2 separate regions of the Homo sapiens genome follow, and region 1 is linked to region 2. Evidence: chromatin loops called from intact Hi-C (ENCODE). Cell type or tissue: PC-9. All regions are shown on one strand. Links, peaks and the distances in the headings refer to the core of each region. The heading gives the core; the rest is flanking DNA. Region 1 overlaps MYO9A (myosin IXA). Region 2 overlaps THSD4 (thrombospondin type 1 domain containing 4).

Region 1 (5,380 bases), core at 235-5,234, 230 kb after region 2:
TTGAAGCTGGATAAACCTCAGATCTTGGTCTGTTTGAGCTCAGGCTGCTGGCCTCAAAGCCACCCTCCAAGGACAGAATTGTGCAGGGGCAACAAAGTACCTCTGAGACATGTGGTTACCAAGAAGGTAGTCAATGTGGAAAAAGGGCAAAACGAAGTAACTGCACCCCACCCCACCTTCAGACACCAGCCAATAATTCATGCCTCCAGAACTTCTGACCAACCAGCTTCTCCTTGAGTTCAATTAATTTGCATAGTGTGAAGGAATAGTTCCATTTTGTAGATTGGTATCATTAGCTTCCTAAAGAACCTTTACTAAAATGGATTATGAGAGTAACTACATTAGGGGCAGTAGCTTTGGTTTAAATGCTACCGTGGAAAACATGTTTGGGTTGATGTAGGACACAGGGCTCACTACTAAGCAATCTCAGACATCTATACATGATTGAGACACACAGGACGTTATTCCCAAGGCAACAGCCAGCATAGTGGACTGGATAAAAGCCACTGTATGATCTTTTTACTCTGGAAAGGGGGATTGCCCAACTTTCCCTAGAAATGCCAAGCAGAACAACCCAGATGAAGCAGCTGATATGCTTCATATGCAAGCTACGTAAGACTAGCTTTATGATGATAAGGATATTCGCCCAATGAATGTGTCTGTTATCTACTTACGAGGTTACAGTAAATGCTGTAGTTAAGGGGGTCCCTTCTACATAGGTCCATGAAATGAGCAGATATGGGGGTACTACAGCAGTGCTGAGAAGCGCTAAATCTAGACATTCCTCTTACACCTTCTCTCAAGCACAAAATGCCAATAAGAACTGTTCTTTTTGTCAGCAAGAGAGTCTGAGACTTCCAATGGCTATGTGGCAGTTTCCTTAGTGGGAAGACCCTGAATGTAGAAGGTAAGTGAGACTGATGCTGGTAGCCCTGGGGGGCTACAAATGAATGGGTCTTGACAGGAATAGTCACCGACTCTGAAGTGAGCTTTCCTTACCCAGTGGAAGATGCAAATGCTCAGAGTGCCATTTAAAAAACAAACAAACAAACAAAAACCAAAAAACAGAAAATATCGCATGGATTTGGACAATCATCATCTTTTCAGAACGAGAAACACATTGTACAGCCTACCATGTCCAACAAAGAGGAAAAAAAAATCCTCCTCAGAGTAACAGTTTGATGAAGGAGTAGGATGGGCAATTAAAACACTGGTTGTCTAAAACACAGGAAGATAAAAGAATGAAGGGCTGGCTTGCATGCTTTCACGAGTGTGTGCTCACATTCAACATGAGTGGGACTAAAGGAGCATCCCCTTAGATTTTTCTTGTTTTTCTGGTTCATCTGGGAAAGAGGCGGTTGGGGAAGGTGCTGGTATGACTATCCAATTCTTCCCAAGGGAGGAGTACACTGGTATAACAACTATAATTTTTTTCTTCCCCAGATGACCTCAAAAAGAAAAAACTTTTTTTCTCTCCGCTACCAGATGCAGTGGTCCTAGGACAAGGGCTGCAACTGCAAGTGCTGGAAGCAGGGATGATTTCTAAGCAAGAAACTGTAACTACATTTTTAAACCTTAAGTCAAAATTCCTAAGGGCATAATGGGGGTGGGTTGTACCTTCACTCTATCTAGCAAAATTGGGGCTAAGAGTGAATGCAACTACTACTTTTCCTGGCCATAAAAACAGCTCACTAGTTCTGCACCCATGTAATTTACCCTATCTAAAGGGGAGTGGACTGAGGAGGAGGTACTTGCTAGACTAGAGTTGTTGTCTGCAATCTAAACCAGCACAGTGGCAATTCTTAATGTGCCTTCCAAAGGAGGAAAAGTTTGGGAACTACTGGAGAGGAGGAATAGCAGCTGAGGGTAAAGACAGGAATAAATGGGTTATTCATTGAGGGAAATCCAACATTACATTAACACATTTAAAGAAGCTCAGAGCAAGAGATGACACTGTCTTTAACTCAGTTATAAGAGATGCTCAAAAGGTAAAAGTTGTATGTTTGCGGAGACTGCTCCTGCTTCTGGAATCTGACAAGACTGAAAGGAAGCCTGCAAACTTGAGTGGTCTCTCCCTGGGAGACATATTCATACAACATGATAATGAACTGGACTAATTACTAATGACTGAATGGGATTCTAGTAATGTAGCAGTATGTTTGAGTTGTATATTCTTTTGATGATGTAAAGGATCCATGTTTGAAAGCCAGGGCGTGGCCTATGACATGATTTTATCGTGTGTGTGTGTGTGTGTGTAGGTTTTCGTCCATGGTTCCTGACTTATTAACTACCACAGCCCTTTGGCCTATGACGTGATTTTATCGTGTGTGTGTGTGTGTGTGTGTGTGTGTGTGTGTGTGTAGGTTTTCGTCCATGGTTCCTGACTTATTAACTACCACAGCCCTTGGTGTAGTCTTTTGTTATAATGTTGGGGTGCTTTAGGTCTCAGGAGCAGGTCACAGGAGTGCTTTAGGTCTCAGGAGCAGGTCACAGGAGCAAGCCTCAGGAAACAGAATCTTTCTCTCTAACCTCCTGTCTTCCTTTTACCTGCCCAAGGCAGGTCTCTAATCTGATTGTGAATCAAAAGATCCTCATTCCAGAAAGGGTCCTGCCCCATACTCTGAAGGAAAGAATGCTGCACAGAGAGGCCAAGAAGAATCTAGACAAACAGGCCTTACTGGGTTTCTCACTCAGTCTATTAGTATGAGATCATACTCTTTTTGTCCAATCACATTTCTACACAGTTGTCAGTAATGCCTATGTAATGAAGCCTCCATAAAAACCCCAAAAAAGAGCATTCAGAGAGATTCTGAATAGCTGAACATGTGGGAGTTCCTGGAGGGTGGTACACCCAGGGAGGACATGGAGGCTCTGTGCTCCTTCCCCCACACCTCGTCCTACGCAGCTCCTCATTGTTTCGTTTTCCCTGAGTTCTGCAAGCTGCTCGGGCAAATTAATTGAACTCAAGGAGAACCTGGTTGGTCAGAAGTTCTGGAGGCATGGATTACAGGCGGGGGTCTGAAGGTGGGGTGAGGTGCAGTTTTGGGGACTGAGCCCTCGATCTGTGGGATCTGATACTACCTCCAGGTAGACAGTGTCAAATCTGAATAGAGGATACCCAGCTGGTGTCCACTGCTTATTAGTGGGGAAAAAACCCCACACATTTGGTCACAGAAGTCTTCTGTGTTGATTACTGTGGTGTTAGAGTAAAGGAAAAACACAGTTTGAGAGTTTTTCTGTAACAGTAGTTATAGAAATGGGATACAAGTCCTGGACTTCTGACTCTAACACCTAAATATTACAGGGAAGCAATATAATACTTCAAAGCACAAGCTTATTAGTCAGAAATACTTGACAGGTTTGACTCTCAGGTCCTCCATTTCCTACCTATATAATCTTTTTTCTTGGATTGTTTCTTAAACTTTCTTTTGTTACTATAAAATTCCCCAAACAAAAAGAAATGCTAATCATTCCATTATCAACCACAACGGTTCTCAACACGGAATATCAAAATCACCTATAAAGCCTTCCCAAATAAACATATACCAGAGGTAGGGTATACAAACAGTGAATTACAAACCTTACAATTTTATGAGAGACAATAATTATGTTGGGGCATATAGAGTAATGCAAGAAACTTTTACAAAACTCTGGACAGAAAATTAAGGTACTTTTTACTTGTGTTAACAGCATTTTAATTTCTTTAGATTAATGGAAGTTGACTAGTGATAGAGTAGGTCAGAGTGACACTAAACTGTTAGCAGTCTTCTTTCTGTTAGCTTTTTATTCTACCACCTTACACAATCATCTTACCTCTAATAGTAAATCCTCAATACTTTCTATCTTGTCTAATGAATATTAAACTAGAAATCAGGTAAATAAATTCAATTTCTAAATTTTTTACTAAACAGTCATAAAAACCTCACAACCACCTCATCTCAGTTTCTCCAAATCTAGATTTGCCATCTCTTAGGATAATCAACTGTATTTTATACATTGTTGAGAATACTCTGAAGAATGCTACATAAAGCATTATTTCTGAAGCATATATTTAACTCAGTTATATTGAACAGTGTTATCAAGGAATAGTAAATAACTGGCAGATGTTGCCACTTACACTGCACGATCATGGCAGACATTACTAATTTACCATAACATTCTTTTTTCTGTTTTGTTTTTTTGGAGACAAAGTCTTGCTCTGTCGCCCAGGCTGGACTATAGTGCATTGGCGCCATCTCGGCTCACTGCAACCTCTGCCTCCTGGGTTCAAGCGGTTCTCATGCCTCAGCCTCCTAAGTAGCTGGGATTACAGGCCTGCACTACTATGCCCAGCTAATTTTCATATTTTCAGCACAGACAAGATTTCACCATGTTGGCCAGGCTGGTCTCGAACTCCTGGCCTCAAGTGCTCCTCCCGCCTTGGCATCCCAAAGTGTTGAGATTACAGACATAAGCCACCACGTTTGGCCTATCACGATATTCTTTTCTGCTAAACATGAAAACTACAAACACATCTCATACATGAAGCTCAATTTACAAAGAAAGAAACATGTAACCAAAAAAAAAAGTCAACAAGTTTGACATCAAGGTGTATTGAATAAATCTAGAAGAACTTAAGAAAAAAATGAATTCAAGTAATGAAGCCCATCCTAATTACCTAGAAACACACAGATATAAAAAAAAATTGTGGCCACACGCGGTGGCTCACGCCTGTAATCCCAGCACTTTGGGAGGCCAAGGCAGGTGGATCATGAGGTCAGGCGATCGAGACCATCCTGGCTAACACGGTGAAACCCCGTCTGTACTAAAAATACAAAAAATTAGCCAGGCATGGTGGCGGGCACCTGTAGTCCCAGCTACTTTGGAGGCTAAGGCAGGAGAATGGCGTGAACCCAGGAGGTGGAGGTTGCAATGAGCCGAGATGGGGCCAATGCACTCCAGCCTGGGTGACAGATCAAGACTCCGTCTCAAAAATAAATAAAAAAATAAATTGTACAAAAAAAATTTGGCTCTTTATTTGGTAATGTAAGAAAAAAGTTTAAACTTAAAAGGAGATAAAAAGCCAAAACAGCCAATAACAAAATTGAAAAGAATCACACTCACTTGCTTTCTTCATCCAAAAGATGAAGCAGTCCTGTTGGTTTTTTGCTAATAAGATTTATGCAGCAGGTATTATCAATGTAATCTATGTTGTGCCAGCTGATACCTTCAGTTCTATATTCCTCCTAGAAAAACCAAAAAATAAAATAACAATTTATTCATCTTGCAGAAAATAGGTATATAATATAGATTGAAAAGCTTTTACCCTGCTTAAAATTCTAAGATTTTAAAAATCACCAATCCACACAATGAAAGAATGTATAATTTCAGTTGTACAAAT
Region 2 (5,380 bases), core at 191-5,190:
AAATATACATGCACATATCTACCCAAACCCAATTCTTTCTCTAGAACGAAGCTTGGCCCATTTAGGACACTTTCTCTTTGACGCTTCCAGAGAACTTTAGAAAAGTTACTATTTGTGTTCCTTCTATAATCATTCCCCTGCCTAGGGAATCTCTCTTTTGTTATCTTGAACTATAATGAAGATGCTTTGTATCTGCCTTTGAGCATATTTAGACCGTGTCCACAAATAGATTATTGATTCCTTTTAGGGCAGGCTCTTCTTTGCACCCCCACAGTTCCTAGCAAAGACCTGTGAGGTAGGTGTGTGTAAACCCTCAAATGAAGGGGGAGCGTAAGTGTGCATGCATGTGTGAATTGTCCTCACTGTTTCTGTGCCCTCTCTTCATCAGCACCCGAATCTCTGTGCATCTCCACCCATAGCCCAGCTTTCCAGTGTGTGGGACTGTCCTTCAGACATTCTCCTGTTGTTGCAGGATCGCAGTACCCTATTTTCCGCTGTGTGCACAGAAGCACTCATGAAGAGGCTCCTGAGAGTTACTGTGACTCCAGCATGAAGCCGACCCCCGAGGAGGAGCCCTGCAACATCTTCCCTTGCCCAGCCTTGTAAGAAGGCCCCTCCATTTAGGTCGCCTATTACCGGGTCACTTCAGGTCACTTATGCACAGGACCTTAGGAACAGATATAAGTCAGTCTAAATCTGAGTTAGAAATACAAGACTTGGACCATGCATAAAATGCAGTCTGTTTAGCAGGCACACCTGTCTTTCAGGATGAACTCAGGAGCTGATAGCCTTTAGCAAGTCAACCCACTTCTGGGAAGCCCACCCTTGACAAAGCTGGAGCAATTAGGTTTGAGCCTGGTAAGGAAAACAAAGGAGGAAGCAAAAAACGAGAAGCCAGTGTAGTTGGTGTCGTAGGTGAGCTGTTCACAGAGAGAGGATAATGCAAGTCACAAAAACATCAGCCTGGAGAGGCCAAGAAAAGTGTCTCGGGAGAGGTCTTGAACTGTTTCGGTTTTTTGGTTTTGTTTTTGTTTTTATGGCAGAGTCTAGCTCTGTTGCCCAGGCCAGATTGCAGTGGCACGATCTCAGCAAACTCCGCCTCCTGGATTCAAGCAATTCTCCTGCATCAGCCTCCCGAGTAGCTGGGACTACAGGTGCACATTACCACGCCTGGCTAATTTTTGTATTTTTTGTAGGGACAGGGTTTTGCCATGTTGGCCAGGCTGGTCTTGAACTCCTGAGCACTAATGGTCTGCCCACCTCAGCCTCCCAAAGTGCTGGGATTACGGGCGTGAGCCACTGCGCCTGGCCTTGAACTGGTTATTGAATGATAAATGGGACACTTGAAGAAGAACAAGGGGAAAGGGCCCTAAAAGGGTCAAAACCTAATTTGCAGAGTAATAAAAATATAATTCTCATCCAAGTATATGGTGAGCATGGGCTGATGTCTCATTTAACTAATAACAGAGCAGATGACAGAGGAGGGTTTGCAAAACTGATACGGGAATTGTTAATGAAAAATAATGCTAGAATAAGATTCCTAAGTTAGTAGCAAAAATGAGTTAATGATCTACAGTGTAATAAAACTAACCTTTGGAGGTTTTTTTTTTAATTAGATAAAAATCATTTGTACGTTTTCAGTTTTCTATAACTTTTCATAGAATCTGGGCCCTAATCACTGGTAAATAGCATGTCAAGTGTCAGGCAAATTTATCTGCCTTTACAGAGTCAGATGACCCTTAGGCAGACTTTTTCTTTTTCTTTTTCTTTTCTTTTTTTGAGACAGGGTCCTACTCCATTGCCCAGGCTGGAGTGCAGTGGCACAATCATGGCTCACTGCAGCCTCAATCTCCCAGGCTCAAGCCATCCCCTGACCTCAGCCTCCCGAGTAGCTGGGACTACAGGCACACACCACCACACCCAGCTAACTTTGGTATTTTTTGTAGAGACGGGGTTTTGCCATGTTGCCCAGGCTGGTCTCGAACTCCTGGGCTCAAGCCATCCTCCCACCTCAGCTTCCCAAAGTGCTGGGATTACAGGCGTGCGCCACTGTGCCCAGCCTAGGCTGACTTTCAAGCAATGCTCTAGTAAGAAACTCTACCCATAGTGATTCTGATGATTCTGTGTACGCTGCTGCGGGCTCACGCTGACTTCCTGTTGACTGAAGGTTGTCTCTCACTCTCGCTCTCTCATTCCTGAACCAGCTGGGACATCGGGGAGTGGTCTGAGTGCAGCAAGACCTGTGGCCTGGGCATGCAGCACCGCCAGGTTCTGTGCCGCCAGGTGTACGCCAACCGCAGCCTGACGGTGCAGCCCTACCGCTGCCAGCACCTGGAGAAACCTGAGACCACCAGCACCTGCCAACTCAAGATCTGCAGCGAGTGGCAGATCCGGACCGACTGGACCTCGGTACGCAGGCAGGGCAGCCCGCTCTGCAGCTCCCTCTCCAGCTCCCACCACACTTTCCAGCCTCCCCCACCAAGACCTGAGATGGGTAACCCTGAGTTCCACAGGAGGGAACCCGTCCCGTGGGGGTCTGGACGGCTGTTTTTGCAAACCACAGGATGTACCAATAGTTCAATAGAGTTCAGGGTAGTGTGTGCCACCCACAGCCAACTTTATGAGTGAGCCCAGGGGGAGCCCTCTGATACTGGCCTCATCTGCTTTGTGAGTCATGGTGAAGTGAAGGTTGGCAACTGCTGGTAGAGCCAACTCCTTCCAATTTTCCCTACCCATTTTATAGCTGAAAAGACTGAGGCCTGGAAGAATAGAGTAGTGTCAGTCAAAATTAAGGCTGTTAAGGCAGAAATAATTTGATAAAAGATTTATTGGAAGCCAATGTAAGGATCAGCCCAAGAAGACACACGAACAACGTTGGACATGTTCCAAAGTCTGTTACAAGTTGAAAGGCTTTTAGAAGAAAGTTTAGGAGAGGAGACGGGGACCCCTTGAATCGGAGTTGTCTTTTTCATTGGAGGGTACAGCACAGAGGTTGCAATCACTGGCTACAGATGACGACATACAGGCTAAAATGTTTTAAGTGCAAGACAGTCAATAAAACTTCATGAGTCAGAAATAAATCAGCAAAACTTTATGACTCAGAAACAAACCAAACAAACCAGTGTCCTCTTCAATGTCCACAGGTTACGTATTAATCAGTATGTCAACAGTTTGAAGAATTCACAATAAGATTTGAGGAACTGACAATAATATTCTTTACTCTAAACAGGATGTAAGCCATGAATCCTAAGACCTTCTTCCCAGGCAACTTAGAACATAGTTTATTCTTCAAGGGCAGAGGTGCATGACTTAACCCCTTGCCTGCCATGGCGTTGGGTCCTGTTTATAATTTGGTATCTTATTGCCACAGAGAGTCCATTCTGTCAGTCTTATGATTTCTCCCTTAACATCAGTGCTGGTCGGTTGTGTCTAGACTGCAAAACGGAGGTGGTATGACAGGGTGTGTCCAACCTTCCATCCTGTCATGGCCAGGAAATCCATTTTTAAGGTTTCTCTGGGGGTCTCCTTGGCCAAGAGGAGGCCCATTCAGTCAGCTGGGAGGCTTAGGATTTTATTTTTAGTTTACAGTAGGCGAGGCATCTAAGAAGGTCTTGTAGAAAAGGGTTGTGGAGTTTTCTAGGGCTCAGATCCCTGCCCCAGCTGGTGACATGCATGACAGAGCCTCAGTCTCATGGGGCTGATCACAAAGGCTGCGGGCTCCATACTGGCAATTCTCTCCCAGAGCTGAAGCTGCTGGTTCCCCTGACGTCAGTGTGCTGTGTTTCAGTGCTCGGTGCCCTGCGGCGTGGGACAGAGGACCCGTGATGTGAAGTGTGTGAGCAACATTGGGGATGTGGTTGACGATGAGGAATGCAACATGAAGCTCCGGCCGAATGACATTGAGAACTGCGACATGGGACCCTGTGCCAAGAGCTGGTTCCTCACCGAGTGGAGCGAAAGGGTGAGTGTGATGGCGGGCAGAGCGCCGGGGACCGAGGTCTGCCAGGTGCCTCCAAAACCACACAAAGATGAGTCACTAGCTCAGAATCCCAAGACTGATTTCTGGCTCTGGGGGGAAAAAAAAGGCCCAGAGAGGAATTATCGTAGGCTTTCTATCCTTATGTGAGGACTGAGGGTCTCCAAAGGTGAGGAGGGTGTATGCAAAACTTGATTGAATTCTCCTTAGCACTCCATGTGGTCACTCCATAATACTAGGTGAAGTGAATCATTACATCCCATCGTTCATATGTCTTGTAAGTGCCTGGTGTCTCATAGACACTCAGCAATGGCAGGCCCCTCTACTGCTTTTTGCCAACTCAAAACATCCCACACCCCGTTCCCTCCCCAGTAGCCTGGCCTCCCATGGGAAGTCTCAGGTGTCAAAGAATAACTCAAAGGCATATATAGTCAACCATTAGCCCACCAGTTACCTGGATATAAGGGAAAACAGTCATATATTAAATTCATCCATCAAAGGCAAAAGGAGGATTTATATGAAAAGGGGTTTCTGCAGATGGAGTGATGTTGGTTACACAACAGCATGAATGCACCTAATGCCCTGGAGGTGTGGGCTTAAAAGTGGTTACGATGGTCAATTTCATGCTATGTGTATTCTACCACAATCAAAAATGAAGTTTGAGAAAAGACACTAAACAAATTGTAGAACATACCTTGGGACAGGGAGAAGAAAAGAGGAAGGAGATAAGGAATTGTGCTTCCTTTCCTGGTGGGATCGGCGCATTGGCGGGCATGGGATGGCCAGTCAGAGGGTTTGCCCAGGGCAGCTGCACAGCTGTGAGAGGCACCAAGTCCAGATTCTGGATTCTCTAGGAGATCTAGGGAGTTTACCTGGGATGAGGACATGATTGGCTATCTCTGACCTTGGTTAGCGGCCTACCTCTCGGATACACTAGTTCTGCCCCACTTCCCTTGCTAGAATCCCGTGCGTACACGTTACCTGTGAACCGCATTAAAGTGTAGGTCTGAGGCAGCAGGTGTGGGGAGGAGCCAGGGATTCTACATTTATTTTCTTTCTTTTTTTTAATATTTTTATATTTTTAAATTTTTATTTATTTATTTATTTATTTATTTATTTATTTATTTTGAGACCGGGTCTCATTCTATTGCCCGGGCTGGAGTGCAGTGGTGCAATCTCAGCTCACTGCAGCCTCGACCTGCTGGGATCAAGCAATCCTCCTGCCTCAGCACCCCCTGCCCCCCTCCCGCCAACGTAGGTGGGACTATAGGTGCGCGCCACCACCCCGGCTAATTTTTTGTATTTGTTTGTGGTTTCACCATGTTGCCCAAGCTGGTCTCAAACTCCTGGGCTCAAGTGATCTGCCACCTCGGCCTCCCGAAGCCCTGGAATTGTAGGCATGAG

What was found. Hi-C counts contacts between places; a loop is a spot of excess contacts. Peaks named below come from ENCODE experiments on the same cell type or tissue, not always from the same donor. Only the 100,000 strongest peaks of a DNase experiment are listed, where the experiment ranks them.
Region 1: a loop joins it to region 2, with 19 times the contacts of the local background. A loop is called at or near these places in 1 of 110 quality-filtered maps.

Annotation. Positions count from the first base shown.
Region 1 is chr15:71,973,068-71,978,447 of GRCh38, forward strand. It overlaps MYO9A (myosin IXA), which reads right to left. Exons shown (of 42, transcript NM_006901.4): 12 at 5,104-5,225. It also overlaps a transcript of MYO9A-AS1 not described here. Among named protein-coding and RNA genes, the nearest start is that of MYO9A-AS1, 18 kb to the right of the region's middle. In PC-9, for the core only: no CTCF peak of the experiment used is centred there; a DNase peak (open chromatin) is centred at 2,654; H3K4me3 peaks cover 2,142 bases; H3K27ac peaks cover 3,639 bases.
Region 2 is chr15:71,744,634-71,750,013 of GRCh38, forward strand. THSD4 (thrombospondin type 1 domain containing 4) reads left to right here. Exons shown (of 18, transcript NM_024817.3): 12 at 473-602; 13 at 2,205-2,409; 14 at 3,788-3,961. Among named protein-coding and RNA genes, the nearest start is that of THSD4-AS2, 56 kb to the left of the region's middle. In PC-9, for the core only: no CTCF peak of the experiment used is centred there; a DNase peak (open chromatin) is centred at 3,118; H3K27ac peaks cover 2,177 bases.